6 separate regions of the Homo sapiens genome follow, and regions 2, 3, 4, 5 and 6 are each linked to region 1. Evidence: read pairs that join two places in POLR2A ChIA-PET (ENCODE). Cell type or tissue: Panc1. All regions are shown on one strand. Each heading gives the region's core, and the rest is flanking DNA. Links, peaks and the distances in the headings are about the cores only.

Region 1 (5,051 bases), core at 329-4,328:
ACAGGCAAACACTAATTTTTTAATTTTTCCAGGCACGATGGCTCATGCCTGTAATCTCAGCACATTGGGAGGCCAAGGCAGGTGGGTGGCTTGAGCCCAGGAGTTTGAGACTAGCTTGAGCAATATGCAAAACCTCCACCCCTACAAAAAATAAAATAAAATTAGCTGAGTGTGGTGGCACGTGCCTATAGTTCCATCTACTCAGGAGGCTGAGGTGAGAGGATCACTTGAGCCTGGGAAGTGGAGATTGCAGTGAGCTGATATTGCATGACTGCACTCCAGCTGGGGTGACGGGGTGAGACCCTGCTCTCTCCAAAAAACAAAAACAAAAAGAACAACAACAAAAACATTCTCATATTTTTTGGTAGAGACAAGTGTCTCATGATGTTGCCCAAGCTGGTCTTGAACTCTTGGACTCAAGAGATCCTCCTGCCTTGGCCTCCCAAAGTGCTGGGATTACAGGCGTGAGCCACCAGGTCCGGCCAAGAACCCATCTCTAATAAAAAATCTGCAATAAACAGTAAGTCGAGTTTTCTTCTAGCGTGTGATGATGCTAATTATACAATGCTACATTTCTTCCCCTGCTGTTCAAGCTGTGGACCCTGGACCAGCACCTGCGAACTTTTAGAAATGCAGAATCTTAGTCTCCATCCCAGGCCTCCTGAATTGGAATCTCTAGGAATGGGGATTCGATCTGTGTCTTAACAAATTCTCAAGGTTATTTTTATGCACGCCAAAATTTAAGAAATTGTTGTAGTTTGATTTTGAAAGGACATGCACTCTTCTTTTCACGTTATTTCTAAGTTTTGGATAACTTTTTTTTTTTTCTTTTTGAGACGGAGTCTCACTCTGTCGCCCAGGCTGGAGGGCAATGGCGCGGTCTTGGCTCACTGCAATCTCCGCCTCCCGGGTTCAAGCGACTCCCCTGCCTCAGCCTCCCGAGTAGCTGGGATTACAGGCGCCCACGACCATGGCTGGCTAATTTTTTTTTTTTTTTTTTTTTTTTGTATTTTTAGTAGAGATAGGGTTTCACCATGTTGGCCAGGCTGGTCTTGAACTCCTGACCTCGTGATCTGCCCGCCCTGGCCTCCCAAAGTGCTGGGATGACAGGCGTGGGCCACCGCTCCCGGCTTCTTCTTCTTTCTTTTTTCTTTTTTTTTGAGACAGAGTCTCACTGTCACCCAGGCTGGAGTGCAGTGGCGCAATTTCAGCTCACTGCTACCTTCGCCTCCACGTCTCCAGTCTGTGAGGTCCTTGAACTGGGGACTGAGTTTAATTTGCCACTGGAGCTGTTTTTCCCAGCACCGTCTTTGACCTTGTAGGTACTGTTGCCACCCTTTTTGCCACCTCTTTTTGCTACAGGCTGGAGGAGTCTTTTATGGGCGGTGTCCTAAGCAGGTCCAGCTGGATCCGCCATGCCCAGAGTTGTGACTCCTGAGGACCTCTGTCCATGGACAGCCCAGGTCTTCGTAAAAAGGTAAGACTGGAAGAGGCTGGTGTAGTGGGAACAAGTACCACACTAGGGGCAAGAGAACCTGATAAGCCCCAGCTCTGCCGAGGACTCCACAGTAGGACCTGAGCAATCTTCTGTGCCTTTTTCCCTCTTGGTCGCTTTAAAAGGAAGAAAACGCGGTGGTTCACACCTGTAATCCCAGCACTTCGGAAGGCCGAGGTAGGCGGATCACCTGAGGTCAGGAGTTTGAAACCAGCCTGGCCAAGAAGGCGAAACCCCGTCTCCACTAAAAATACAAAAATGAGCCGGGCGTGATGTTGGGCTCCCGTAATCCCAGCTACTCCGGAGGCTGAGACAGAGAATCGCTTGAACCCGGAATGTGGAGGTTGCAGTCAGCCGAGATCGCGCCACTGTACCCCAGCCTGGGAAACAGCGAAAACTCCGTCTCAAAAAAAAAAAAAAAAAAAAAAAGGAAGACTTTGGATGTATTAATGTGTTAGTTTTAGAGTTCCCCTTCCCTTTAAGGGAATCTGTGACCTTCAGTGACAAAGGAAGTGGAGTAGCTCACTCGCTGGCTGCATTTGGATAAAAAAGATTAACGATAACTGTCTTAGTTAGAACCCAGTTCCCAACATAGTGTCATACATTTTGGAAAACAACTCACAGTACCCGCACAGAACCCCGGACATTCAATCACGGAATACTCCTGAACAACAACCAAAAAACTATCATAGGAACAGCTCATAACTTATCAAACCAAACATAAGACACAACCTGCTATAATACAACTTCCTAAAACCCTTTTCTTTAGACTTTTAAAAATTCAGTCTCCGTAGAGACTGTCAAAAATTGCCAATGCCGACTATATTTCAAGTCGTCATGGCGGGGTATTGGGAAAAGTTTTCAATTAGCAATAATCGCGCCTCGGATAAACCTCATTGGCTACGATACTGCCACTGCGCAAAGCTGGAAAGGTTCTGTTCGCGCCCCGCTCCCCCACGGATGATGACTACCATTACATTGAGGGTGAGTGCCTGCCCGTGTGTCCGTGTATACGACGTGTTCCCACTCCACCAGCCGTATTTAAGGCCCATCTGCATAGGAGGTTTCTTGTTGTTGGAACATCCCGTGTCAAACATTCAGGTTTTGAAAACCATAAGAATATTCGCTTGGGACGCTGGGGAATCTTATGCAAATCAACGTGACGTCACAGAGATGACTCGGTTGAGACTTGAATTTTGAGCGAGGAGAGTGAGCAGTGGGAAAGCGAGCCTGGAGGGCGCAGACGGACGACTAGCTGTGCTCGAGGGTGCGGAAACAGCAGGGTGGGGGGAGTTGGGAATAATTTTAGGACGTCACTGTGACAAAATCTGAATGGAGAACACGGCTGGGCGCGGTGGCTCACGCCTGTAATCCCAGCACTCTGGGAGGCCGAGGCGGGTGGATCACGAGGTCAGGAGTTCAAGACCAGCCTGGACAAGATGGTGAAACGGGGTCGCTACTAAAAATACAAAAAAATCAGCGGGGTGCGGTGGGCAGGCGCCTGTAATCCCAGCTAGTCGGGAGGCTGAGGCACGAGAATCGCTTGAACCCGGGCGGCAGTTTGCAGCGAGCCGAGATCGCGCCAGTGCACTCCAGCCTGAGCGACAGACTTCGTCTCAAAAAGAAAACAACAGTGCGAGAGAAAGAAAACAGGACAGCCAGCTGGCAAGAAAAGTCAACACCGCCCTGCATTTACCTTAAAAGTAGAGATCACAAAATCAGCAACTCCAACTTTCACAAACGGAAATCGCTAAACAGGGGTTCGGCAAAGTTTGCAGCGAGCCGAGATCACGCCAGTGCACTCCAGCCTGAGCGACAGACTTCGTCTCAAAAAGAAAACAGTGCGAGAAAGAAAACAGGACAGCCAACTGGCAAGAAAAGTCAACACCGCCCTGCTTTTACCTTAAAAGTAGAGATCACAAAATCAGCAACTCCAACTTTCATAAACGCAAATCACTAAAACAGGTAAACTTGCAGGTGCTCTCGCGAATCAGCTGGTAAGACACTTCCCCATCTCTCATTTAGAGAGTTTGCGAACAAGTACTCTTCAACCTCCCAAAACCAAGCACCCCCACACACACAAAAAAAGCCTCTGTTGTTCAACTGCAAGAAAATTCAGTCTCCGTAGAGACTGTCAAAAATTGCCAGTGCCGACTATATTGCAAGTCGTCACGGCGGGGTATTGGGAAAAGTTTTCAATTAGCAATAATCGCGCCTCGGATAGACCTCATTGGCTACGATACTGCCACTGCGCAAAGCTAATTTGTTACGCCCCCTGCTCATCACTCCCAATAAACCAGCTTCCTATTTCGCAAAGGTGAGTTTAGGGCCTATGGAAAAATCTTCACTTATTGCTTGCTTGAAAATTATACAATCATAGAAAGATGTTTGTGACCTGCGTAGGTGGTTTCTGCATATCGTTGCTGATTTCACTTAGCTAGGTTTTTGTTGATATGAAGCAAAGCACTATGGGAGGAACATGCTAATAGACTTAATTCAGAGACTGCGAAGGGCTTTTGAGAGAAAAGGGATCAAAATCAGGGTTCTGTTCACTTGGCTCCAGATTCAGTGTAACAGACTTCTCCAAAGACGATTATTGTTTTGTCTTTTTTCTTTTTCAAACTTTTTTTTAAATTATGCCAAAGTATACATAAAATTTACCATTTTAACCTTAAGTGTAAATTCACTGGCATAGAATATGTTCACATTGTTGTGTAACCATCATCACTACTTACCTCCAGAACTTTATCTTTCATGCCCAAGGGTGGAAACTGAGACTCTGTACCCATTAAACCCTTACTCCCTGTTCCCTTCTCCTCCAGCCCCCGTGGCAACCTCTTTTCTACTTTCTATCTCTATGACTTTGTGAGTACTTTATATATATATAAATGGAATCATACAATATTTGTCCTTGAGGTCAGTCTTATTTCATTCAGAATAATGTTTTTAAGGTTCATCCATGTTGTAGTATATATCAGGAATTCATTAATTTTATGGCTGAATAATATTTCACTGTATGAGATGTTATCTTTTTTTTTTTTTGAGATGGAGTTTTTGCTCTTGTTGCCCAGGCTGGAGTGCAGTGGCATGATCTCGGCTCATTGCAACCACTGCCTCCCGGATTCAAGCGATTCTCCTGCCTCCATCTCTCAAGTAGCTGGGATTACAGATGCATGCCACCACTCTTTGTATTTTTAGTAGAGACAGGATTTCACCATGTTGGCCAGGCTGGTCTCAAACTCCTGACCTCACGTGATCTGCCTGCCTCGGCCTCCCAAAGTGCTGGAATTACAGGTGTGAGCCACTTCACCCAGCCCATTTATTCTTGTCTATTTTTTTTTTTGAGACGAAGTTTTGCTTTTGTTGCCCAGGCTGGAGCGCAATGGCGAGATCAACCTCCGCCTCCCAGGTTCAAGCGATTCTCCTGCCTCAGCCTCCCGAGGAGCTGGGATTATTTTTAGTAGACACGGGGTTTCACCATGTTGGTCAGGCTGGTCTTGAACTCCTGGCCTCAGGTGATCCACCCGCCTTGGTTTCCCAAAGTGCTGGGATTACA
Region 2 (5,051 bases), core at 685-4,684, 110 kb before region 1:
ACTAAAAAAATCTCAGAGGCTGCCAGGCCTAGTGGCTCACACCTGTAATCCCAGCACTTTGGGAGGCCGAGGCAGGCAGATCACCTGAGGTCGGGAGTTCAAGACCAGTCTGACCAACATGGAGAAACCTCATCTCTACTAAAAATACAAAATTAGCTGGGTGTGGTGGCGCATGCCTGTAACCAAGCTACTCGGGAGGCTGAGGCAGGAGAATTGCTTGAACGCAGGAGAATCGCTTGAACCCAGGAGGCAGAGGTTGCGGTGAGCCGAGATCACGCCTTTGTACTCCAGCCTGGGCAACGAGAGCGAAACTCCATCTCAAAAAATAAAGGCCAGGTGCAATGGTTCACGCCTGTAATCCCAACACTTTGGGAGGCTGAGGCAGGCGGATCACAAGGTCAAGAGATCGAGACCATCCTGGCCAACATGGTGAAACCCTGTCGCTACTAAAAATACAAAAATTAGCCGGGTGTGGTGGCAGGCGCCTGTAGTCCCAGCTACTCAGGAGGAAAATCGCTTGAACCCAGGAGGTGGAGTTTGCAGTGAGACGAGATAGCGCCACTGCACTCCAGCCTGGTGACAGAGAAAGACTCTGTCTCAAAAAAAAACAAACAAAAATCTCAGAGACTTTATGTGCCATAAATGCCCAAGGTCACTAGTGAGTCGTGTGAACTGCCACCCTCAGAAAACAGATATGCTTGTGGCCGGGCGCGGTGGCTCACGCCTGTAATCCCAGCACTTTGGGAGGCTGAGGCGGGCGGATCACGAGGTCAGGAGATCGAGACCATCCTGGCTAACACGGTGAAACCCTGTCTCTACTAAAAATACAAAAAAAATTAGCTGGGCATGGTGGCAGGCGCCTGTAGTCCCAGCTACTCGGGAGGCTGAGGCAGGAGAATGGCGTGAACCCGTGAGGCGGAGCTTGCACTGAGCCGAGATTGCGCCTCACTGCACTCCAGCCTAGGCGACAGAGCGAGACTCCGTCTCAAAAAAAAAAAAAAGAAAAAGAAAAAGCAAGCAAGCAGATATGCTTGTGGAAAGCAATGCTGATAAATTCCATTTGCATGTATACAAAATGGCATATGTACAAGGTTATTCTTTGCAGAACTGTTAGTAACAATAAAAAACCGTAAGCAACAGAGGACTCCCTATATATAGCATAGTATAGAAAGGATTACTGGCTGGGCGTGGTGACTCACACCTATAAACCCAGCACTTTGGAAGACCGCAGCAGGTGGTTCCCTTGAGCCCAGGAGTTCGAGACCAACCCGGGCAACAAAAGAAAACCCCATCTCTAAAAAAATACAAAAATCAGCCAGGCATACACCAGCATGCCTGTAGTCCCAGCTACTCAGGAGGCTGTGACAGAAGGATCGCTTGAGCCCAGGAGGTCAAGGCTGCAGTGAGCTGAGATCATGCCACTGTGCTCCAGCCTGGGTGACAGAGCAAGATCTTTGTCTCAAAAAAAAAAAAAAAAAAAAAGAAGTCTGCAGAATCATGGTGTGTGTATAAAAAAATTTTTTAATACATTTTTTTAAAAGTAGGCTGGGCACGACCAGGTGCAGTGGCTCATGCCTGTAATCCCAGCACTTTGGGAGGCCGAGGCGGGCGGATCACCTGAGGTCAGGAGTTCGAGACCAGCCTGACCAACATAGAGAAACCCCGTCTCTAGTAAAAATACAAAACTAGTCGGGCATGGTGGCACATGCCTGTAATCCCAGCCACTTGGGAGGCTGAGGCAGGAGAATCGCTTGAATCCAGGAGGCAGAGGTTGCGGTGAGCCGAGATCGCGCCATTGCACTCCAGCCTATGCAACAAGAGTAAAACTCCGTCTCAAAAAAAAAAAAAAAAAAAAAAGTAGGCTGGGCACAATGGCTCATACCTGTAATCCCTGCACTTTGGGAGGCTGAGACAGACGGATCACCTGAGGTCAGGAGTTTGAGACTAGCCTGGCCAACATGGTGAAACCCCATCTCTACTAAAAATACAAAAATTAGCCAGGTGTGGTGGCATGCACATATAGTCCCAGTTATACTCAGGAAGCTGAGGGTTGAGAATTGCTTGAGCCTGGGAGGCAGAGGTTGCAGTGAGCCGAGATTGCGCCACTGCATTCCAACCTGAGTGACAGAATTACACTCTGTCTCTCAAAGAAAACAAAAAAAAAAAAACAAAAAAAACCACTCAGTGCAGATAAGCCAATGAGCTTGCCCCTTCTTACAAGGAGGCTTTTGGTAACAATGACACCCATTCCCTGAAGCAAATCCAAGAGAGTCCCAGCTCACAATACGTAATCCTTGACCCTCAAGGTTTCAGCATTCTAATCCATCATCAATCAATTATACTGACAGCCATTCCATGTTTGTCCCCAGAGGTGCGCTGGATAAGCTCCCAGGGATGCAGCCCTCTATCTAACCAGCAGGCTGCTTCATGGAGCGGTACTTGTGTTTCCTAAGGCCGGTCATCACTGGCACCTACCTGCCTGGGACTCTCCAGTTTCCACAGTCATCTCAACCCTCAACGAAACCTGGCTTTGCGACAACTCTTTGAGGTGGACAGGGTGAGTAGTATTTTCTTTCCCACTTTGCAAATGAGGAAATGGGCTCAGAAGTTAAGTGACTCAGCCAAGTCTCATGGACAAGAATCAGATCCAAGGCCTGGCAAAGTGGCTCACACCTATAATCCCAACACTTTGGGAGGCCAAGGCAGGCGGATCATCTGAGGTCAGGAGCTCAAGGCCAGCCTGGCCACCATGGAAAAACCCTGTCTCCACTAAAAATACAAAAGAATTAGCCAGGTGTGGTGGCAGGCACCTGTAATCCCAGCCACTCGGGAGGCTGAGGCAAGAGAAACGCTTGAACCCAGGAGGCAGAGGTTGCAGTGAGCCAACACCACTGCACTCCAGCCTGAGCAACAGAGCAAGACTCCGTCTCAAAAAAAAAAAAAAAAAACTACTCCTCATGACCTACACTAAAAAACCACTCCTCATGACCTACACTAAGCCTACCCAGGCACATGTCTGCTCTGCTCACCTCCCAACCTGGTGAGCAGACATGGGGAAAGAAAAAGAAGAGAATATGGAAGGAGCAGGTAGAGAATGGAAAGAGGGAATTTAAGAACCAAAACCAAGACAAAAAATCCATTCCATTCACCAGTTCAACACTGAAATCAAACACAGGGAATGGAATGATCAGCCAGAAAAACACCAAGAGGATTTACACTATGATATTTTCTAGTCTACTTGATTTTTGGCTGTCTTCCCAACTCTGGCCTGTCACGGCTTCCACACATGCCATGAAATCAGGGGCCTCATTTCTGTTGTGCATCACTGCATTTCTAGTGCCTAGCACCATGCCTGACAGAGAAGCTCCAAAATGTCTAATACACCAAACAATGTGATTATGCTGCACTCATGGCCATCCACCAAAGCCACACACCTCGGGACAACTCAGAGTGTCTGGTCACCCAGCACCCAGAAAAGCACTTGGCACCAAGAAGGTGCTGAAACATGCTCTAACTCCTGGCAGAAAGCTGACCCTTGCTACTTCAGAGACACAGGGAACCTACCAGTTTGTTCCAGATGTCTCCTTGTCGCTTGGCTCTCGATGGAAAGACAATGCGCACCAGGAGGCAGGTCCAGGTCAAGGCCAGCAAGGCGGCAGAGCCACTGCTCTTACTGCAGAGCAGAGTTGGGGATGAGTTCAGAGCAGCAGCCTCCACCTTGAGGACGAACACTGTCCCTAAGGCCCCGCCTGGTAATGCAGGACCCTCCCTTCACCTCATGGAACAGAACTTGAAACAAGTTCCCCACAAACCATCTGTGGCAATTCAGGACAAGAAGTCCAGGCTTCAGTGGCCAAACTCCCATCTCTTGGCACTGACAACTATAAAAACAAACAGATGGCTTCCACCATTAGGGGCCTGGTGGGCAACTGGTTCCCCTCAAAATGGCCTTGCTTCCACTGTTTCCCAACCCTGCTCCTCGGGAAAGTGGTTTTCTCCACTAAGCTTGCTATCCTGGCTCCTCCCTCTGGTGCACAGTCAACTGCATCAGCTTCTCCTGAGCAGGACTGTACCAATTCTCAGGGGGCCACAACTTTTACCTCTTACCTGGGAACACCTGCTTTGGAGCCTATACCAGAAGACTGCAGAGAGTGTAGAAGGTTCTTAGCAGTGGCTTCTGGCTGGGCCTCAGCCAACTGCTGGATGGCTGCCTGCAAGGCCCTGCGGGAGGCTGCATCTCTAGGGGGAGAGGCAAAGGAAAGGGTGAACATGCAGACCTCAGGCAGAGGCAGGGGCAAGGCTGCTCAGGCCATACACTGGTCTTTCTCAGGAGAAACTGATCACACCATATTCCAGTGGATAACAGAGAAGGGATTAGGAAATAACTAGATAAACTCACCTCCTCCTAGAGTTCTAAAAGTATCTCATAAGGGCAAATAAGCCATTGAGTGTGTAAGGGCAGCACCTACATTTATGGAGCAGTTATAAGGGTCTCAAAGTAGGCCAGACGATTTAACACACATGACTAAATGGCAGCATAAACACATTGACCACTATGGCACAGCAGGCAACTGTTCCAGGCACCTCACGCTTACTAACAACCACCCATGAGATAGAGAATGGCACCATCCCCATTCTGCAGACAAGGAAACTGAGGCACAGAGAGGTTAAGTAACTTGCCCAGGATCTAATGGCTAGGATGTGACATAGCCCAGATTTGGCACCAGGCAGTCTGGCTCTAATCTGGGCTCTAACCACTACTCTAAATCCCCTCTCTGTACAAAGTGCTCCACATATGGGGCCTTTGGCTGGGACTCACCTATATCGATGCAGAGTCAAGCAGAACAATTTGCAGAGCCCCTTCACTGCTCCCTCTGGAAGATCTGAAACCAGAGATTACACAGACAGCGGTCAATAAAAATCACTTGGTAAGCCGCTGGAGTCAGGTATTCTGCCCAGACATGATCTCAGCCCACTGGACACTCCCCATATATTTAAGACCTTCCTCCCCAAGAGGAAAAAGCAACAACAAAACAGGACTCTAGGAAAAT
Region 3 (5,051 bases), core at 705-4,704, 120 kb before region 1:
AGGTTAAGCTACATGTGAAAAAAAGTCTCTGAAAAGGAAAAGGAATCCTATGAAAGATGTTACTGGAGCTTGACGGCAGAGCAGAAGATGCTGGCATCACACAGATTAAGAAAGAACACCCAGGGAGTGGCCCAGCCAAAACCCCACATCGTAAGCAGGGGCAGCTAAGTGGATCCAAGAGCCCCAGTTCTAGAGCCCAGATGCCCTCACCTTGTGAGAACTGAGGACAGTCTTCAGCTCCTCCAAGAGTCCGTGCGCCAGCTTAAAGCCCCCAAGAGAGGACAGCAGCTTCCGAACTGTCTGCTGAGCCTGCCTGCGGACGTGCCAGGTGCGGCTCAGGAGCACCGCCACCAGAGCCCGGTGGTACTGCCTGCAAGCACAGGGACAGACAGGTCTGGGGGAAGGCCAAGAGCAGGGCTTTCCACAGCCAACCCTTCCACCTGCCACACACCCTTTCTCGGGTTCCTGCCAGCCTTTGCCTCATTTGGCCCAAAAGAAAAGGTAAGCCAGCCTCACGTACTGAACTTTGTTGCCAGTGAGTCTATGCGGGTGGTCAAGGAAAAGTCTCTCTGTCAGATGCAACACAGTACACAGGGCTTGGAGGGAAGAAAAGGAATGGAAGTGTTTTTAAAATAGTTAAGTGTACACATACATACCAATACCCAGAAATAACTGGAATGAACTGAAAATTAACACCAAAATATAAATGTGATTATCACTCGAAGTGAAATTACAGCTTGTTTTTTTTTTTTTGCTTATGCACACATGTATTTTGGAATCAGTAAAGTATATACTATTTTTATTTATTTTATATATAATATACACACATATACACATATATACACATATATATACATATACATATATACACATATATACACACACACACACACACACACACACACACACACATATATATATATATATTTTTTTTTTTGAGAGACAGTCACGCTCTGTCGCCCAGGCTGGAGTGCAGTGGCACGATCTCAGGGCTTACTGCAAGCTCCGCCTCCCAGGTTCACACCATTCTCCTGCCTCGGCCTCTCGAGTAGCTGGGACGACAGGCACCCGCTAATTTTTTTATATTTTTTAGTAGAGACTGGGTTTCACCATGTTAGCCAGGATGGTCTCGATCTCCTGGCCTCGTGATCCACCTGCCTCAGCCTCCCTAAGTGTTGGGATTACAGGCGTGAGCCACTGCACCAGGCCAAATTTTGTATTTTTAGTAGAGACGGGGTTTCACCAGGTTGGCCAGGTTGGACTTGAACTCCTGACCACAGGTGATCCACCTGCCTCGGTCTCCCAAAGTGCTAGGATTACAGGCGTGAGCCACCGCACCTAGCCTATTTTTACTTTTTTTGAGACAGAGTCTCGCTATGTTGCCCAGGCTACAGTGCAGTGGTGCAGTCTTGGCTCACTACACCCTCCGCCTCCCAGGTTCAACTAATTCTCCTGCCTCAGCCTCCTGAGTAGCTGGGATTACAGAAGCCCACCAGCAAGCCTGGCTAATTTTTTTTTTTCTATTTTTAGTAGAGACGAGGTTTCACCATGTTGGCCAGGATAATTCTGAACTCCTGACCTCAAGTGATCAGTCCACTTCAGCCTCTCAAGGTGCTAGGATTACAGGCATGAGCCACCATGCCAGGCCTATGTATTTTGTTTTCGTTGTTGTTGTTGTTGTTTTGAGACGGAGTCTTGCTCTGTCACCCAGGCTGGAATACAATGGTGCAATCTCGGCTTACTGCAACCTCCGCCTCTTGGGTTCAAGAGATTCTCCTGCCTCAGCCTCCCGAGTAGCTGGGATTACAGGCACCTGCTACCACGCCCAGCTTATTTTTGTATTTTTATTAGAGACAGGGTTTCACCATGTTGGCCAGGATAGTCTCGATCTCGACCTCATGATCTGCCCGCCTCGGCCTCCCAAAGTGCTGGGATTACAGGCGTGAGCCACCGTGTCCGGCCCCAGCCTATTTTTTTTTAATAATTAAAAATTACGGCCAGGCACAGTGGCTCACGCCTGTAATCCCAGCACTCTGGGAGGCCAAAGCAGGCAGGTCACCTGAAGTCAGGAGTTCGAGACCAGCCTGGCCAACATAGTAAAACCCCGTCTGTACTAAAAATACAAAAATTAGCCAGGTGTGGTGGTGTGCACCTGTAGTCCCAGCTACTCAAAGAGGCTGAGGCAGGAGAATTGCTTGAACCCGGGAGGTGGAGGTTGCAATGAGCAGAGATTGCACCACTGCACTCCAGCCTGGGCAACAGAGTGAGACTGTCTCAAAAAAAAAAAAAAAAAAAAATGCCTGATCCGGTGGCTCACGCATGTAATCCCAGCACTTTGGGAGGCCAAGGTGGGCGGATCATGAGGTCAGGAGACCAAGACCAGCCTGGCTAACACTGTGAAACCCCATCTCTTCTAAAAATACAAAAAATTAGCCAGGCGTGGCGGCATGCACCTGTAGTCCCAGCTACTCAGGAGGCTGAGGCAGGAGAATGGCGTGAACCCGGGAGGCGGAGCTTGCAGTGAGCTGAGATCGCGCCACTGCACTCCAGCCTGGGCGACAGAGCGAGACTCTGTCTCAAAAAAAAAAAAAAAAAATTACTAAGGCCAGGCACGATGGCTCATGTCTGTAACACCAACACTTTTGGAGGCTGAGGCAGGAGAATTGCTTAAGCCCAGGAGTTCAAGGTCAGCCTGGGCAACATGGTGAAACCCCCGTCTCTTAAAAAAAAATACAAAAATTAGCCAGATGTGGTGGTGTGCACCTGTAGTCCCAGCTACTCAGGAAGCTGAGGTGGGAGGACCACCTGAGACCAGGGAGGTCGAGGCTGCAGTGAGCCATGACTGTGTCACTGCACTCCAGCCTGGGCAACAGAGTGAGATCCTGTCTCAACAACAACAACAACAACAAATTACTATGGAGTTATAAAAAGAGGCCGGGCATGGTGGCTCATGCCTGTAATCCCAGCACTTTGGGAGGCCGAGGCAGGTGGATCACCTGAGGTCGGGAGTTCGAGACCAGCCTGACCAACATGGAGAAACCCCATCTCTACTAAGAAAAAAAAAAACAAAAACAAAATTAGCCTGGTGGTAGTGGCACATGCCTGTAATCCCAGCTACTCAGGAGGCTGAGGCAAGAGAACCGCTTGAACCCAGGGGGAGAGGTTGCGGTGGGCTGAGATCATGCCACTGCACTCCAGCCTGAGCAATAAGAACGAAACTCCATCTCAAAAAAAAAAAAAAAAAAAAGAATGATGAAGTTCATTATATACTGATATGGACTCATTTCCAGGTCTAGAAAGCACAGTACATACGGCAGGCACACTACCATTTGTGTAAAAAAGGTACAGAACAAACATATACAGGTATTTACTTGCATATATATAAAATATCAAGGCTACAGAAGAAGCTAATAAAATTGGTTATCTATAGCCGAGGAACTGGGTAGCCAGAGATCAAAGCAGGGGTATAATTTTCAATGTAGACCCTCTTGTATCTATTTTTGAATTACATTAGTCTATTTCCTTTTCAAAATTTAGCTAAAAATTTTTCTAAAACCAGGAAATGACTAACAGTTGTAGCTCATTAATGGGATGTTGCGATTTATGAGTCAAACGACTCTTCAAATCACCAATTAGTGGCAGACACTCCTAAGGCAACGTAGAATATTAAACACATATTTAAAATTCAACTGTTCCTTTTCTGCCAGGATAGAAACCAGTAGTTTTTGTGTCTCTTGGTGGGGGAGTAGAGCCTGCCAGACTCCACAAGAGCTTCTCAGCTGCCTTAACACAAGAAAACCTCCGAGACAGCACCAATTACCCAATCAGCTATAATTACAGCTCATGTCGTAGCTCCACAGCCATTACTGCTCTGTCTCCACACATCTCCCAAGTCCCATTTCCCTAACCTTATGTTCCCTACAGGAATGAATTTATTCCCACAACAGCTAAGCTGTTGGCCAGATCACTCTGGCCCAGGTTTTTGCAGACCTGACTGGTTGGTCAAGAAAGGGTCCTCTCTGAAGATTTTCCAAAGAGACTTTGCCTCAATCCCGAGTTCAACTAAGCATGGAGTAACTTACCATCCTCTGAAGCCATGACCAGGAATTTCTCAGAAGTGAAAACCTGCTTTTTCTCATCCACAATCAACTGCCAGAAACTGCTCAGTTTGGCCTCTGCAAGAAACAAAAGGTTACCCCACGACGCAGCTCACCACATCCCCCAGAGCTGATCTACTCCATCCTGAAGCTGCTGGGGTGGGCTTTGCTGACAAACCCTCCTCTGCAGCAGGAGGCTCAGTGCTCTTCCATTTGGGGAACTGACCTCAGTCCTTCTGGTATCACCTCCTGTACGAAACTCTTCGGTGGCTCTCTGCTGCCTACAGGATCCTAGGTGAACTGCTTCTCATCCGGAATTCCCATCCACCCCAGGCGCCAAGCTGGAATACCTGAGGTTTACAGACTCTGGCTTTCCCTGCCCTTCCCTGACTGGGGCTGTTTGGACTCACACTGGGCCATCCCTTCAGGATAATGAAATCCTTCAGAGGCTTCAGGGTACCAGTTCAAATGCTTCCTCCATGAAGCCCTTCCCAATACCCACCCCCCCAACTAAAAGCAATCTCTCCTTCAAAACTGCTCTAATGCCGCATTTTGTCTTAAGCTACGGATATATTTCTGTATTTCCTCGCGCCTACTGTGAAGTAAGCACCCTGAAATTTGCTGAAGAAGGTCATGTTCATCTTAGCATTCCCCCAGGTAGCCCAGTGCCTTGCATGGCCACAGTGAGCACACGATATTACATGAGGAGAGCTGAGCTCCATTCCTAACCAAAGGAGTTAAGTTCAGGTGTGTCCCAGTGCAGAGATTGGGAGATGAAATAAAGAAAGCCTGGCCGGGCGCAGTGGCTCACGCCTGTAATCCCAGCACATTGGGAGGCTGAGGTGGGTGGATCACAAGGTGAGGAGATTGAGACCATCCTGGCTAACACGATGAAACCCTGTCTCTACTAAAAATATAAAAAATTAGCCGCGCGTGGCGGCGTAGCGCCTGTAG
Region 4 (5,051 bases), core at 340-4,339, 130 kb after region 1:
TGAAGAAACTGAGGTTCAAAGAGGGCAAGAGTTGCCCAAGATAACACAGTGAATTAAGGGGAAGGCTTGGACTCAGGAAGTGGGATGAACATAAGATTCAAATGATGGGCCGGGCGCGGTGGCTTACACCTATAATCCCAGCACTTTGGGAGGCTGAGGTGGGTGGATCACCTGAGGTCAGGAGTTCAAGACCAGTCTGTCCAACATGGTGAAACCCTGTCTCCACTAAAAATACAAAAATTAGCTGAGCGTGGTGGTGCGTGCCTGTGGTCCCTGCTACTCCGGAGGCTGAGGCAGGATAATTGCTTGAACCTGGGAAGCAGAGGTTGCAGTGAGCCAAGATCACGCCACTGCACTCCAGCCTCGGTAAAAGGGCAAGGTTCCGACTCAAAAAAAAAAAAAAAGATTCAAATGATGACCTGTGTCTTTGTGTCTTGATTGTGATGATGATTACAGGACTATGCATTTGCCACATATGTACTAAAAAGGGAGAATTTTACTGTATGTATACTGCAATAACCATGACTTTTATCATTTTTAATTTTATTTATGTATTTATTTTTGAGAAAGAGTCTCGCTCTGTTGCCCAGGCTAGACTACAGTGGCACGGTCTGAGCTCACTACAACCTCCACCTCCCAGGTTCAAGCAATTCTCCTACCTCAGCCTCCTGAGTAGCTGGGACTACAGGTGTGCACCACCATGCCCAGCTAATTTTTGTATTTTTTAGTAGAGATGGGGTTTTGCCATATTGGGCAGGCTGGTCTCAATCTCCTGACCTCAGGTGATTCACCTGCCTCGGCCTCCCAGAGTACTGGGATTACAGGTGTGAGCCACCGTGCCCGGCCAATCCTGACTTTTAAAAAGGTAAAATAAAATAGGCCAGGTGTGGTGGCTCACGTCTGTAATCCCAGCACTTTGGAAGCCGAGGTGGGAGGAGCTCTTGATCTCAGGAGTTCAAGACCAGCCTGGGCAACATGGCAAGATCCTATCTCTACCAAAAAAAAAAAAAAAATTAACTGGGCACAGTGGCACATGCCTGTAGTCCTTGCTAGTGGGGAGGCTGAGATGGGAGGATTGCTTGAGGCTAGGGAATTGAGGCTGCAGTGAGTTATATTTCCACCACTGCACTCCAGCCTGGACAACGGAGTGAGACCATGTCTCAAAATTTACAAAATAATAATAATAAAATAAAATACATACAAAAAAACAGAGGCCAATGGGCAGTGATTGGTGAGGTATCCTGGATACTTGAGGCCTCTCTATACCATTCCCTCTAGCAGGCCTGTTAACCTTATTCACCTCTGTATCCCCAGGCTCAGGGCTCAATAATGGGGAATGTAGATATTAGGGAAATGTTTGCTCAATTGATTGAATACATGGGCTAAGTCATTCTCTCTGGACTCATTTTGCCATCTATAAAATGAGAAAATGATGAAACACTATGGCAAACACCTCCTAATCAGCCTCAGAGGTCACCACCTGCAGGAAGTCTTCATGGATTCCCTTCCACCCGCAGATTGATCAAGGGCCTCTTCTGGCCTCTTACAGAGCCAGGTTGTGTTCCCATCCCTGCACTGACTATAGTGTACAATATTTGTCTGGTTCTGCTCTGTGGAGGCACCTGTGCCTCTGCCTTGGCCCGGGTTCAGCAAAAATCAAGGCTAGGCCTAGAAAGTGATGGGAAATACTCCACGTGAATATTCAGGTTCTTTGCAGTAGGGCCAATGTCCATTTTGCTCCTCTCTGTACCCCAAGTACCTATCCCATAGCATGTAGAATGTTTGAGAAATTAATGAATTAATGCATTTATGAGCTCTGGTCTCAGGTTCAAATGTGAATCATGGCTGGGCGCGGTGGCTCACACCTGTAATCCCAGCACTTTGGGAGACCGAGGAGGGTGCATCACCTGAGGTCAGGAGTTGGAGACCAGCCTGGACAACATGGCGAAACCCTGTCTCTACTAAAAGTACCAAAATTAGCCAGGTGTGGTGGTGCACTCCTGTAGTCCCAGCTATTTGGGAGGCTGAGGTAGGAGAATTGCTTGAATCTGGGAGGCAGAGGTTGCAGTGAGCCGAGATTACGTCACTGCACTCCAGCCTGGGCAACGAGAGGGAAACTCCATCTCAAAAAAACAGAAAGTGAATCATGCTGGTGTTGGCTGGGGCTGGGCAAGGGTCTCAGGCAGCAGAAACCGGCCAATGGAGAAATCCCTGTGCAGTAAAGATGAGCTGAAAGGCCTGACTTCTAGAGCCCCAAGAAAACAATCAGAGGGGCAGATGGTTTGGGGAAGGGGGGAGGCTCTGGTGAGTGGGCAATCTGCCTGCATCTGTTTGAGGCTGAGAGTGAGGTGGGGCACATGGATATGGTTAGGTCCCAGCTCTGCTACTTCTTAGCTATCATTCAGCCCCACCAACCCTCAGTCTCCATATCTGTGAAATGGGCAGGGAATATAATGATACCTGCTTCTACTTTAACATGTTTATTCGGAGGGTGAAGGTACATAATAAGGTCAAAGTGCCTAGTCAGAAATAGTTTGTAATTTATTTATTTAGAGACTGAGTCTCATTCTGTTGCCCAGGCTGGAGTGCAGTGGTGCGATCTCTGCTCACTGCAGACTCCACCTCCTGGGTTCAAGTGATTCTCCTGTCTCAGCCTCCCGAGTAGCTGGGATTACAGGTGCCCACCACCACACCCGGGTAATTTTTATATTTTTAGTAGAGACGGGGTTTCACAATGTTGGCCAGGCTGGACTTGAACTCCTGACCTCAAGTGATTCGCCCACCTCAGCCTCCCAAAGTACTGGGATTATAGGTACTTATTTATTTTTATAGAGATGGGGTCCTACTATGTTGCCCAGGCTGGTCTTGAACTCCTGGACTCAAGCAATCCTCCTGCCTCAGGCCTCCCAGAGTGCTGTGATTACAGGCATGAGCCACTGTTCCCCACCAGAAATATTTTAAACTCCATAACATCTTTTCCTCTTTTCTCCCAAATGTTTTTCTTTCTTCCTTTTTTTTTTCCTTTGAGACAAAGTCTCACTCAGTTGCCCAAGCTGGAGTACAGTGGCACAATCACGGCTCACTACGGCTTCAATCTCCTGAGCTCAAGCCATCCTCCCAGCTCAGCCTCCTGAGTAGCTGGAACTACAGGCACATACTACCACATGCAGCTAATTTAAAATTTTTTGTGGAGACAGGAGTTTCACTATATTCCCCAGACTGGTCTCCAACTCCTGGACTCAAGTGATGCTCCCACCTCAGTCTCCCAAAGTGCTGGGATTACAGGTGTGAGCTACCACACCCTACTCCCATGTTTTTCACCCTAATTAGAGCTGCCACTCATGAATTCCTAAAAATAATATTAGCTTTCCTAACATTTAGTGAGTGTCTTCTGTGTGTCAGGCACTGTGCCTACACATATTATTTAATTTAACCTTCACAATCATTCTGTAAGGTAGGTCTGCTATTATTCTTATCAGAGAAGAAATAGGTTCAGAGAGGTGCAGTGACTTGTCTGAGATCACACAGCCTCTGAGTGGTAAACCTGTGAGGTGAGCCATCTGTTAATTTGAGGGAACACCAGAATCCTTTGGAGGGCTTGTTCAAACACAGATTTCTGAACCCCATCCCAAAGTATCTGATGCAGCAGTTCTGGGGCGGCTCCCAAGAATTTACATTTCTAGCAAGTTCCCAGGCGATGTTGCTGCTGCCAGTCCTGGGGCACACTTTGAGAAACATGGCCTAATACCAAGATTTTTCCACTGTCATTATCCCAATTAGGCATGTTATGTCAAGTCCAGCCTTTTACAATACGCTCGATTCAAGGAATTTGAAGTCTAGTATAGTTCATTCAGCCCTAGGCATATATGACCCTATAGTCTTAATTAAGTCTTCAAAACACACACACACACACACATCCCAACTTTCATCTACATTAAAGGTACAAAAAGCTGGAAAATATAAATGAGTAAAAAGGACAGAATCAACCCTGGTCACTTCAATTACTCCAGTGAGATCACTTTTTGTTATACTTTTTGTTTATGGTTGTATAGGGAAAGCTTTCTGGATAAACCAACTCACTGGATTAAAAATTCATGGGAGGCCAGACGTGGTGGCTCATTCCTGTAATCCCAGCGACTTGAGAGGCCAAGGTAGGAGGATTGCTTGAGGCCAAGAGTTCAGAAGCAGCCTGGGCAACTTGGCAAGACCCCGTCTCTACCAAAAAAAAAAAAAAAAAAATCCCTGGAATTGGCTCACTAGCTTAACAAATGCTCGCTTTGCCTGCTATAAAATCTAGAACAATGTGAGGCCCACAGCAGCTGGTGGGTTCATTTCTAGTGTGACAAGCCACTAACTCCTGTTGAGTGAAGATGTGACCATGTGGTTATCAAGAGTCAGGGGGGTTGGTTCTCCCATCAGTTACTCCTTTTTTTGAGACGGAGTCTCACTCCGTTGCCAAGGGTGGAGTACAGTGGCATAATCTCGGCTCACTGCAACCTTCACCTCCCAGCTTCAAGCGATTCTTGTGCCTCAGCCTCCGGAGTAGCTGGGATTACGGGCACATACCACCATGCCTGGCTAATTTTTGTATTTTTAGTAGAGACAATGTTTCACCATGTTGGCCAGGCTGGTCTCGAACTCCTGACTTCAAGTAATCTGCCTGCCTCGGCCTCCCAAAGCGCTGGGATTACAGGCATGAGCCGCTGCGCCCGGCCATCAGTTACTCTTGTAATTAAATCTTATAATTATATAGGACAAACTGATAAAATATGAGTCGGAAAAGAAGACGGATGTTTCTATGAATGCAGTTGAATGCTTTGGAAAGACTCCAAAAAGTTAGTTGGTACATATCATTATACATCTGTCCAAACCCACAGAATGTGCAGCATCAAGAGTGAGCCATAGCTGGGCGCGGTGGCTCACGCCTGTAATCCCAACATTTTGAGAGGCCGAGGCGGGCGCATCATGACATCAGAAGATAGAGACCATCCTGGCCAAAATGGTGAAACCCCGTCTCTACTAAAAATACAAGCTGGGTGCGGTGGCTCACG
Region 5 (5,051 bases), core at 511-4,510, 120 kb before region 1:
CCTTAAAGGACATCCTGATCCTTGGAAATGACAGGACTGAGAAAGGATTTATCTAACCAGCTGTGAACCAGACGACTAAAACCCTTCAGTTAATTTTTCAAATATCTCAAAAAGAAGTGAAGTGAAATCAAAACTTAAATCAAACTCTACAGCCACAAAATTAGAGGGAGAAAGATAATCCTTATGGCCAGGTGCGGTAGCTCACGTCTGTAATCCCAGCACTTTGGGAGGCCGAGGCGGGTGGATCACCTGAGGCTGGGAGTTCGAGATCAGCCTGACCAACATGGAGAAACCCCGTCTCTATTAAAAATACAAAATTAGCTGGGCGTGGTCCAGTTATTCAATTGATGGATAAGCAGAGACATTAGGTGTGTTGCTCAAGGTCACACGGCTAGTTGAGGCAAGTCAGAGCCACCCTCAATCCTGTCAATTCCCATCTGGTACTCTTCCCCCATACAGATGACCTTCGGACCCAAATTCTAAATTTGGGTCCAAATCTGCTGACCTCTGAACTAAACTCTTTTAAAAAAAAAAGGAAGCCAAGCACAGTGGCTCATGCCTGTAATCCCAGCACTTTGGCAGGCTGAGGCGGGGGGGATCATGAGGTCAGGAATTCCAGACCAGCCTGACCAATATGGTGAAACCCTGTCTTAGCCGGGTGGGGTGGTGCACGCCTGTAATCCCAGCTACTCAGGAGGCTGCAGCAGGAGAATCGCTTGAACCCAGGAGGCGGAGGTTGCAGTGAGCCGAGATTGTGCCATTGCACTCCAGCCTGGGTGACAGAACGAGACCCCATCTCCAAAAAAAAAAAAAAAAAGAGAAACCAGTTAAAACTATAGTTTGGCTGGGCACGGTGGCTCATGCCTATAATCCCAACACTCTGGGAGGCTGAGGCGAGCAGATCACCCGAGGTCAGGAGTTCAAGACCAGCCTGGCCAACATGGCAAAACCCTGTCTCTATTAAAAAATACAAAAATTAGCCAGGCATGGTGGTGGGCATCTGTAATCCCAGCTACTCAGGAGGCTGAGGTTGGAGAATCGCTTAAACCCAGGAGGCGGAGGTTTCAGTGAGCTGAGATCGCACCACTACACTACAGCCTGGGTGACAGAGAGAAACTCCATCTCAAAAAAAAAACTATAGCTCAAGCACATGTTTTCTTCCCCCCTACCCCAACACCTTGGTTTGTTGTTCCATGTTTCCATAGCTACTAAATGGGTACATCAGAACATTTCACAATGAAAGCAGTTTCCCAGATAATGTTTTATACTTGAATCCAAGAAATCTTTATTACAGAGGTTTATTTTCGTTTTGTTTTTAAAAGGTTTATTTTATATTATGTTTATTTTAAAAGCAATGAGCATTGAGTTCTGGCACTCTGCATTCCTTTTTTAAAAAATAAATTAAAAATAAATGCAACGAGCAGAACTAGCTCAAGCTGAAGAGACTAGGTAAAACCAAGTTTTTGCCATCTACAATTCAAAGTCCCACCTACAACTGATGGTCATTCAATGCAGCAATAATGCAAACTGATATATATAGTACATAGACTTTTTATATAATTTTTGGTAGAGACAGAGTCTTGCTATGTTTCCCTGCCTGATCTTGAACTCCTGGGCTCAAGCAATCCCGCTGCCTCAGCCACCTGTGTAGCTGGGACCACAGGCATGTACCACCATGCCCAGCTATTTTTTTAATTTTTTTGTAGAGATGGGGGTCTCACTTTGTTGCCCAGGCTGGTCTCAAACTCCTGGGCTCAAGCAATCCTCCCACCTCAGCCTCCCAAAGTGTTGGGATTACAGGCGTGAGCCAGCTCGCCTGCCTCATAGACTGTTTTTAAGTCATGGATGTGAGTTCACTATATCCCTAAGGCAGCTGAAAATGTATTGAGCGTACATTTCTACCCATGGAAAATCTATGACTTCAATCAGCACTACCTGTGGTTTGAATAAACCTCACAAACCACTGCACAAAGATGATCTATGATTCTGAGCTGGGAGACATATTTCAGAAAAAGATATATTGCTTTCAAATCAGTGCAAAAATCTCTTATGGTCAGATTCTTCTTCCCTTATCATTAAAAGAAATATGTGAGTACAAAGTTCATCAGACAAGACATTTCACACAGAAGGGGGTCCCCTCCCAAGAGGAGGCCCTGGAATCTCCTAGATGTTTCTTTTTCTTTTTTGAGACAGAGTATCACTCTGTCACCCAGGCAGGAGTGCAATGGCTTGATCTCGGCTCACTGCAACCTCTGCCTCCTGGGCTCAAGCGATTCTCCTGCCTCAGCCTCCCGAGTAGCTGGGATTACAAGCACCTGTCATCATGCCTGGCTAATTTTTGTATTTGTGTAGAGACAAGGTTACACCATGTTGGCCAGGCTGGTCACGAACTCCTGACCTCAGGTGATCCAACCGCCTCGGCCTCCCAAAGTGCTGGTAGGCGTGAGCCACTGTGCCCAGCCTCTCCTAGATGCTTCTTTAAATACAGTTCATAAGTTTAAATCTTTTTAAAAAGAAATACAAGCATATCTCTGAGATGGAAATCAGTAATAGAGGTTTATAGCTTGGAGACCAAGCTCCTATACAGATTTGAAAGTTTCCCCCAGCTCTGCTTGCCCAAATGACAGTAGGTTCCTCAACACTGAAGGAAGGGCGGTGGTCATTTTTAATAAGTCCAGAGTAAAGTTTACACGAAGTTGGATTTTTTAAACCAGTCTTTTTTTTTTTTTTTTTTCCAAGACAGAGTCTTGCTCTGTTGCCCAGGCTGGAGTACAATGGCGCAATCTCGGCTCACTGCAACCTCCATCTACCGGGTTCAATTCTCCCTGCCTCAGCCTCCCACGTAGCTGAGATTACAGGTGCCCGCCACCATGCCCAGCTAATTTTTGTATTTTTAGTAGAGACAGGGTTTCGCCATGTTGGTCTTGAACTCCTGCCCTCAGGTGATCTGCCCGCCTCGGCCTTCCAAAGTGCTGGGATTACAGGTGTGAGCCACCGCACCCAGCCCTTAAACCAGTCTTATCTGAGTCATTTCTCCATGATTTCAGATACTATAGTGACAAGTTCTGGTTCTGGTCCTCTCTGAATAAAGCTTTGTACTTTGAAAGTCTGACAAGGGGGAGAAGCCAGAATTTGTTGTGAAGACTGAATTCGGATTTTGGGCTAAGCCCAATGCTCTCATTTATTTCAGGAAGAATTAAACAGTGCAAAATAAGCTGAACTAACAGGGAAAGCGGGAACACTAACAATACCCTAAAGACTCAGTAACCTCTGCAAGGAGACCTGGACACTAGCCCTGGGAGTTGTCTTACCCCGGTAAGAGGCCAACATGCACTGCAGGTAGGCATGCCTCACCGCAGATGTGGAGGTTTTAAGGCTGAAAGCTTTTTTGAACCATTCAGTGAGCTTCTTGGGCACTTCCATAGTGAATCGGTTACACCAGAGAGCCAGGACTGAGACAGCGTGTACCAAGGTCCCTTCATGAACTAGGGCAAAAAGCAGAAGTCCAGTCAGTCCAATGTCTTATAACCATGTCAAATCATTGCAAGCAGTGCAAAAAACAAGCCAGAGTACAAGCGGGAGGAAGCAGTGATATTTCAGACAGCTACGAGCCTTGCTCTGAGGGAGGTGTGTCTTTAGGAGAGGTTTATGGAAGGAAAGCTCCAACTGTGAAAAACCACGGTCAAGGATGAGTACAGAACGCATGCTCACCATGTTGCACAGAATTACCTTCCTGCTGAAGGAACGGGATGAACAGCTCAGCCACGATCCCATTCAGGACCTGACTGGAAGGTCCAGACACCACGTGATGACTGACGCTCCCAATCCCTAAAAGGCAGATTCCCTGTTCAGTCTCTTATCAGCACAGAACCACAGAGGCAAGTCTTCCCACTGCTGCCACCTCCGCACTCTGGGTCACAGACCTCTTCTGTGTCTCCAGCAGGCATACCTCTCCTTTGGCCATTATTGATCTTCCTTCAATGCCCCCTCTACACCTCCTGCCTTCTATAGAAGCCAAGCCTCCTGCTAGACCTGAACAAGTCCCTCTTGTCAAGCAGGCAAGCAGCAGGGTCCTGGGAGGCAGGCTGGACCCAAGATCGTCACAGGAGTCAAGATGCAAAGAAGGCTTCGCCTTACCTAAGAATTATGTTAAAGCTTATCTACTACTAGGCCAGGCGCAGTGGCTCACGCCTGTAATCCCAGCACTTTGGGAGGCTGAGGCAGGTGCATCATGAGGTCAAGATCGAGACCATCCTGGCCAACGTGGTGAAACCCTGTCTCTACTAAAAATACAAAAAAATTAGCTGGATGTGGTGGTGTGTGCCTGTAGTCCCAGCTACTCAAGAGGCTGAGGCAGGAGGATTGCTTGAACCCGGGAGGCAGAGGTTGCAGTGAGCCAAGATTGTGCCACTGCGCTCCGGCCTGGCGACAGAGTGAGACTCCATCTCAAAAAAAAAAAAAAAAAAAAAGCTTATCTACTACCAGATCACAGCTCTACTCCTGGCAGAGAAATCCTGTACCTGCCTGTAATCCCAGCACTTTGGGAGGCTGAGGCGGGCAGATCACTTGACGCCAGGAGTTCAAGACCAGCCTGGCCAATATGGTGAAACCCCATCTCTACTAAAAATACAAAAAAATTAGCAGGCGTGGTGGTGTGCACCAGTAATCCCAGCTACTAAGGAGGCTGAGGCATGAGGATCGCTTGAACCTGGGAGGCAGAGGTTGCAGTGAGCTGAGATGGCACCACTGCACTCTATCCTAGATGACACAGCAAGACTTTCTCTCAAAAAAAAAAAAAAAAAAAAAAAGAAATCCTATACCTGAGAGGACGCTCATCTTCTGGGCTACAACAGTTAGTTTTCCTTCCGAGCCTGAGAAGAGAGACAGCAAAGATTCACATTCACATATGCCACATTTCCCAAGAGAGTGAACAATGCAGTCACGTGTGTGATGCCACGATACGGTTTCTGATTCCAGAAGTAGCCTTTGTGTTGTGAAGCTGGGTTTAAAGCAACTTTTACTAGCCTTTTGCTTTCTGACTCAAAAAAGAA
Region 6 (5,051 bases), core at 565-4,564, 250 kb after region 1:
AGACTGTTAAAAACAAAAAAAAGATAAACCAGGCATGGTGGTTCATGCCTTTAATCCTAACAGTTTGGAAGGCCGAGGCAGGATTGCTTGAGTCCAGGAGTTGGAAACCAATCAGGGTAACAAAGTGAGACCCCAACTCTACAAAAAAAAAAAAAAAAATTGGCTGGGAGTGTTGGCTCATGCCTATAATACCAGCACTTTGGGAGGCCGAGCAGATGGATCACTTGAGCTCTGGAGTTTAAGACCAGCCTGGGCAACAAAGGCAAACCTCGTCTCTACAAAAAACACAAAAATCAGCTGGACATGGTGGTGAGTGCCTGTAGTCTCAGCTGCTCAGGAGGCTGAAGTGGGAGGGTGGCTTGAGCCTGAGAGGTGGAGGTTGTAGTGAACGAGATTGTGCCACTGCACTCTAGCCTGGGTGACAGAGCAAAACCTTGTCTCTAAATAAATAAAGTGCATAAGTAATTATTATGTTGTTAGAGTATAAATAAATCGGTGTAACGGTTCTAGAAAGCAACCTAGGGATGTGTAAATGGCTTTAATGACCATATTTTATCTGTCAGTTCCACTTTTTGAGAATTTGACATAATCACCTAAGCCTCTGTGTAAAGAGACTCCCAATGGTATTATATTAAACTAACAAAAAATTAGAAGCCACCTAAATATACAACAATGGGGGATTGGTTACATTATTCTGTAAGTATGTGGCCAAGAAGGGTACAGCAATTAATCATGCTTCTGAAGACTAGGGATGCATAAAAATGCTCACAGAGTAGTAAGCAGAAAACAATATATCTTCTATGCTTGTCATTTTATATAAGATTTGTGACACGTATGTAAAATGGAGATTAAAAGGAAAACACTGTTAATGAGTTAGTGCTCTGTGGGTACTGGCAACTTTAAATTATTCTACACTATTTTCAGAATTGAACACATATTATAATTGAAGAGAAAAACAAGAAACATTTTTATTTTTTATTTTTTGAGACGGAGTCTCGCCCTGTCACCCAGGCTGGAGTGCAGTGGCACGATCTCAGCTCACTGCAAGCTCTGCCTCCTGGGGTTCACGCCGTTCTCCTGCCTCAGCCTCCCGAGTAGCTGGGACTACAGGTGCCCGCCACCATGCCCGGCTAATTTTTTTTTTTTTTTTTGGATTTTTAGTAGAGACAGGATTTCACTGTGTTAGCCAGGATGGTCTCAATCTCCTGACCTCGTGATCCGCCCACCTCGGCCTCCCAAAGTGCTAGGATTACAGGCATGAGCCACCGCGCCTGGCCATTTTTAAAAAGGATATGACTCAATCTGATCCAATATGCTTTTATTTATTTAATTAAATTTTTTTTTGAGATAATCTTGCTCTTTGCCCAGGCTAGAGTGCTGTGGCACGATCTCGGCTCACTGCAACCTCTGCCTCCCAGGTTCAAGCAGTTCTCCTGCCTCAGCCTCCCAAGTATCTGGGATTATAGGTGCCCGCCACCATGCGCGGCTAATTTTTTGTATTTTTAATAGACATGGGGTTTCACCATGTTGGCCAGGCTGGTCTCAAACTCCTGACCTCAGGTGATCCACCTGCCTCGGCCTTCCAAAGTGCTGGGATTACAGGCGTGAGCCATTGCGCCCAGCCCCCAGTATGCTTTTAGAGCTCAACTTCTTTTGTTCTGTCAATTTAACAGCTTCTGAATTTGACCTCTAGAGCTTCTGTAAACACAGTTTTGCTGTTAATGCCTTTTGAATATATTTGCTAAGGCCTAGGACAACCCCTTGTAGTATAGAATCTGGTTATGTTATAGTAATTTAAAAAGGAATCTCTTCTGTCCTGTTACCAGGTAAAATACTTTTCCTTAATACAGAATGCCTGTTTCATTTCCTGTAACTTTATCTGACTGAACTTTTACAAGGACAGTGGTTAAGCTGTGTAAAGTAAAGACATTATGGATTGAGAATCCATGTGGTTTGATCTACGCTGTGTTTGTTTTGAGGGAGGGGACCCGTTAGGCTTCATTATTGCAAGAAAAAAACACTCTACTATGTGTTGTCTTGCTCAAAGCACTCATGCTCTGGCCCAAACCCAGATTCCTGAAGGTGGTCAAAGGGCCTATTCACCCTTATTTTTTGCTGGGAGGTGGAGGGCAGTTGGCTAAGTGAATGTATCAGCTTCTTAAGACGTTCTTTTGTGTTTCTTGCTTTCAGATGGAAAGAACTCCAGTGGATCCAAGCGTTATAATCGCAAACGTGAACTTTCCTACCCCAAAAATGAAAGTTTTAACAACCAGTCCCGTCGCTCCAGTTCACAGAAAAGCAAGACTTTTAACAAGATGCCTCCTCAAAGGGGCGGCGGCAGCAGCAAACTCTTTAGCTCTTCTTTTAATGGTGGAAGACGAGATGAGGTATGGAATTTGAGAATGTCCTTTCTAGAGCATAAGCATGAGATCTGATCCCATCCCCCGTCCCCCAGTTTATCAGTAGTTGAGAAGGGGAACAAGAGGTAGAGGAATAGATAATCAAAGCAGTCTTGAGTAGGCGAGAGGGTTAACCAGGTTTGAAACCTTGCCTCCTTTTTTCCCCTGAAGGTTATGAAAATTTCTTTGGAGGAAGGAAAATTTCCTTTATGACAAATTTGGGGTTCCTTAATTTGTATGGTCTTTCTGTTATCACTCTTGAATTAGAGGTACTTTTTGGAATATTTAGGTAATAAAATGACATTAATGACATTTGCCTTTGTAATCTAGCAAAATGTAAAATGCATATATCTATAGTCTCAAATTTTTTTTAGGAGTTTCTTAGCTATGCTTCTGTAAGTGCATAAAGACATTTATGTACAAGGGTATTCACTGCTTTGTTTGTAGTTGCGAAATTGGGAAATAACCTAAATGCCTATCTACAAGAGACTGATAGAGTAAATTACGTTTCATACCATGCAATTATGATAGAATAAGACAGATAAAAAAAATATAGACTGAGGGAAGTAAAGGGATAGAGAGTAACAAGGAAAACAGTTTTAGAAGGTGCTTTAAAGACACCTTCTCTGAGGAGGTGGATTTTGAGAGAGACCTAAAAGAAGCAAGGGAGCACACTATATGGTTGTTTTAAGATGGTCTTGCTCTGTTTTAAGATGGTCTTGCTCTGTAGTACATTGGCATGATCATGGCTCACTGCAGCCTTGACCTCCTGGGCTCAAGTGATCCTCCCACCTCAGCTTTGAGTAGCTGGAAATACAGGTGCATGCCACCATGCCTGGCTAATTTTTTTCTTTTTCTTTTTTAGAGAGTGGATCTTACTATGTTGTCTAGGCTGCTCTTGAACTCCTGGCCTTAAGCAATCCTCTCATCTTGGCCTCCCAAAGTGCTGGGATTACAGGCATGAGCCACCACACCTGGCCATGTTACATGGTTTTGAGGAAGAGTGTCTTAGCCTGAAGGAATAGCACATGCAAGGGACGGGAGGTGGTAGTGCGTTTATTGGTTTGAGGTAAAGCAAGTAGGCTACCGTAAGTGGAGGAGGAGAGGTAGGAAATGTACCCAAAGACTAGGAAAGGGATCAGATCATGTGGGGCTTTGAAGGACTTTGGCTTTTGTTCAGAGAGATGAGAAGCCATTGAAAGGTTTAAGGAGAAAAGTAAGGTAACCTGATGCGGAGTTTTAAAGGGGAAGAGTGGAAGCAGGAAGACTAAGAGACTACAAAGATATTCTTGGTGAGAGTGATGGAAGCTTTGAAAGAGGGTGAGTGATGGAGGTGGTGAGAGACGTTAAGATTTGAGATATTACTTCCATATAGAGCCAAGACTTTTTGTTAGATGTGGGGTCTGAGCAGAGAAAAGGATGAGTAATGTTTTTGGCATAAGCCCAATTCAGGTACCTTTTGCTGGAATGGAGAACATTCTTTCAAGAAGAGCACAAAGTTTTTTTGGGAGAGGGGAATAGGGTTGAGATAAAGAACTTCAGTTTGGAAATGTTATATGTACATTGAAATTCCTATTTGATAAATATAAGCAGAATATAAGTAGAGGTAGGTAGTTAACTGTGAATCAGCAGTCAAGGAAGAGACCCAGGTTAGAGAGCTGTCAGCATACAGTTGGTGCTTAAAGCTGTGGAACTAAGTGAGATAGATTAAGGAGTGAGTGTTCCAAAAACGGATTAGGTTCAAGAACTGAACCTCTGAGTCTGGATAAGAAACCAGCAGAAGAGAGCACAGTCAGGGCGGGAGGAAAATTGCTGAAAGGTGTTGCAGAAGGTGATCAGTTTTGTCAAGTGTTGCTGATAGGTTAAGAATAGGACTGAAAGTTGACCATTCGATTTGAAAATGGCATGTAGATTGGAGAGAATAGGAGGATGGGAAGAAGAAACAGCAAATTTACACAGTACTTTTCAGTGGCTTTGCTCTAAAGGGGAGCAGAGATGTGAGGCGGTGCTTGAAGGGAATATGAGCTTGAGGGATTTTTTTTCTTTCTTTTTTTTTTTTTTTTGAGATGGAGTCTCGCTCTGTCCCCCCAGGCTGGAGAGCAGTGGCGCAATCTCGGCTCACTGCAACCTCCGCTCTTGGGTTCACGCCATTCTCCTGCCTCAGTCTCCCGAGTAGCTGGGACTACAGCTGGGACTATTAGCCCACCACCACGCCCGGCTAATTTTTTTTGTATTTTTAGTAGAGACGGGGTTTCACCGTGTTAGCCACGGTGGTCTCGATCTTCTGACCTTGTGATCCGCCCGCTTCGGCCTCCCAAAGTGCTGGGATTACAGGCATGAGCCACCGCGCCCGGCTGAGGGATTTTAAGATTAGGGAAATGATAACATGTCTGTGCTCATGGGATGGTCCTGGTGAGAGGCAAAGTGATGTGGGGAAAAGGGAGAGAATTGCTGAGCAATGTCCTTGAGTCCTTGAGATCTAGTGAGAAGTGGAGCAGTTGTCTTAGATAGGAACTCTACCAGTTCATCCCCAGTAACAAAAGGAAGGCCTGGTGATGGAGGTGGGTTCGGAGGTAGTTGGAATTCTTTTCTGATTGTTCTAATTTTCTCAGTGGAATATCTAAGGTGAGCCAAGAGGAGATTTGGAAGCCT

Evidence for each region. Peaks named below come from ENCODE experiments on the same cell type or tissue, not always from the same donor. Only the 100,000 strongest peaks of a DNase experiment are listed, where the experiment ranks them.
Region 2: POLR2A ChIA-PET joins it to region 1 with 14 read pairs; 28 of 35 experiments call an interaction of 5 or more read pairs at or near these places.
Region 3: POLR2A ChIA-PET joins it to region 1 with 19 read pairs; 12 of 35 experiments call an interaction of 5 or more read pairs at or near these places.
Region 4: POLR2A ChIA-PET joins it to region 1 with 14 read pairs; 7 of 35 experiments call an interaction of 5 or more read pairs at or near these places.
Region 5: POLR2A ChIA-PET joins it to region 1 with 13 read pairs; 15 of 35 experiments call an interaction of 5 or more read pairs at or near these places.
Region 6: POLR2A ChIA-PET joins it to region 1 with 12 read pairs; 13 of 35 experiments call an interaction of 5 or more read pairs at or near these places.

What each region holds. Positions count from the first base shown.
Region 1 is chr12:120,289,483-120,294,533 of GRCh38, forward strand. RNU4-2 (RNA, U4 small nuclear 2) reads right to left here and starts at 2,421; the gene lies at 2,277-2,421. It overlaps RNU4-1 (RNA, U4 small nuclear 1), which reads right to left and starts at 3,755; the gene lies at 3,611-3,755. It also overlaps a transcript of SIRT4 not described here. RefSeq lists enhancers at 431-1,423, 1,424-2,415, 3,408-4,399 and silencers at 1,224-1,518, 2,256-2,455, 3,636-3,745. In Panc1, for the core only: no CTCF peak of the experiment used is centred there; DNase peaks (open chromatin) are centred at 1,489, 2,149, 2,659 and 3,599; H3K4me3 peaks cover 3,050 bases; H3K27ac peaks cover 3,041 bases.
Region 2 is chr12:120,180,005-120,185,055 of GRCh38, forward strand. It overlaps GCN1 (GCN1 activator of EIF2AK4), which reads right to left. Exons shown (of 58, transcript NM_006836.2): 3 at 4,820-4,883; 4 at 4,108-4,239; 5 at 3,565-3,673. Among named protein-coding and RNA genes, the nearest start is that of GCN1, 12 kb to the right of the region's middle. RefSeq lists an enhancer at 4,203-5,051. In Panc1, for the core only: no CTCF peak of the experiment used is centred there; no DNase peak of the experiment used is centred there.
Region 3 is chr12:120,164,126-120,169,176 of GRCh38, forward strand. GCN1 (GCN1 activator of EIF2AK4) reads right to left here. Exons shown (of 58, transcript NM_006836.2): 16 at 4,083-4,175; 17 at 521-596; 18 at 211-370. Among named protein-coding and RNA genes, the nearest start is that of MIR4498, 11 kb to the left of the region's middle. RefSeq lists an enhancer at 2,807-2,856. In Panc1, for the core only: no CTCF peak of the experiment used is centred there; no DNase peak of the experiment used is centred there.
Region 4 is chr12:120,414,599-120,419,649 of GRCh38, forward strand. No RefSeq gene overlaps it. Among named protein-coding and RNA genes, the nearest start is that of COX6A1, 21 kb to the right of the region's middle. In Panc1, for the core only: no CTCF peak of the experiment used is centred there; no DNase peak of the experiment used is centred there.
Region 5 is chr12:120,170,342-120,175,392 of GRCh38, forward strand. GCN1 (GCN1 activator of EIF2AK4) reads right to left here. Exons shown (of 58, transcript NM_006836.2): 12 at 4,821-4,871; 13 at 3,730-3,828; 14 at 3,312-3,485. Among named protein-coding and RNA genes, the nearest start is that of MIR4498, 17 kb to the left of the region's middle. In Panc1, for the core only: no CTCF peak of the experiment used is centred there; no DNase peak of the experiment used is centred there.
Region 6 is chr12:120,544,215-120,549,265 of GRCh38, forward strand. It overlaps RNF10 (ring finger protein 10), which reads left to right. Exons shown (of 17, transcript NM_014868.5): 2 at 2,191-2,387. Among named protein-coding and RNA genes, the nearest start is that of RNF10, 12 kb to the left of the region's middle. In Panc1, for the core only: no CTCF peak of the experiment used is centred there; no DNase peak of the experiment used is centred there.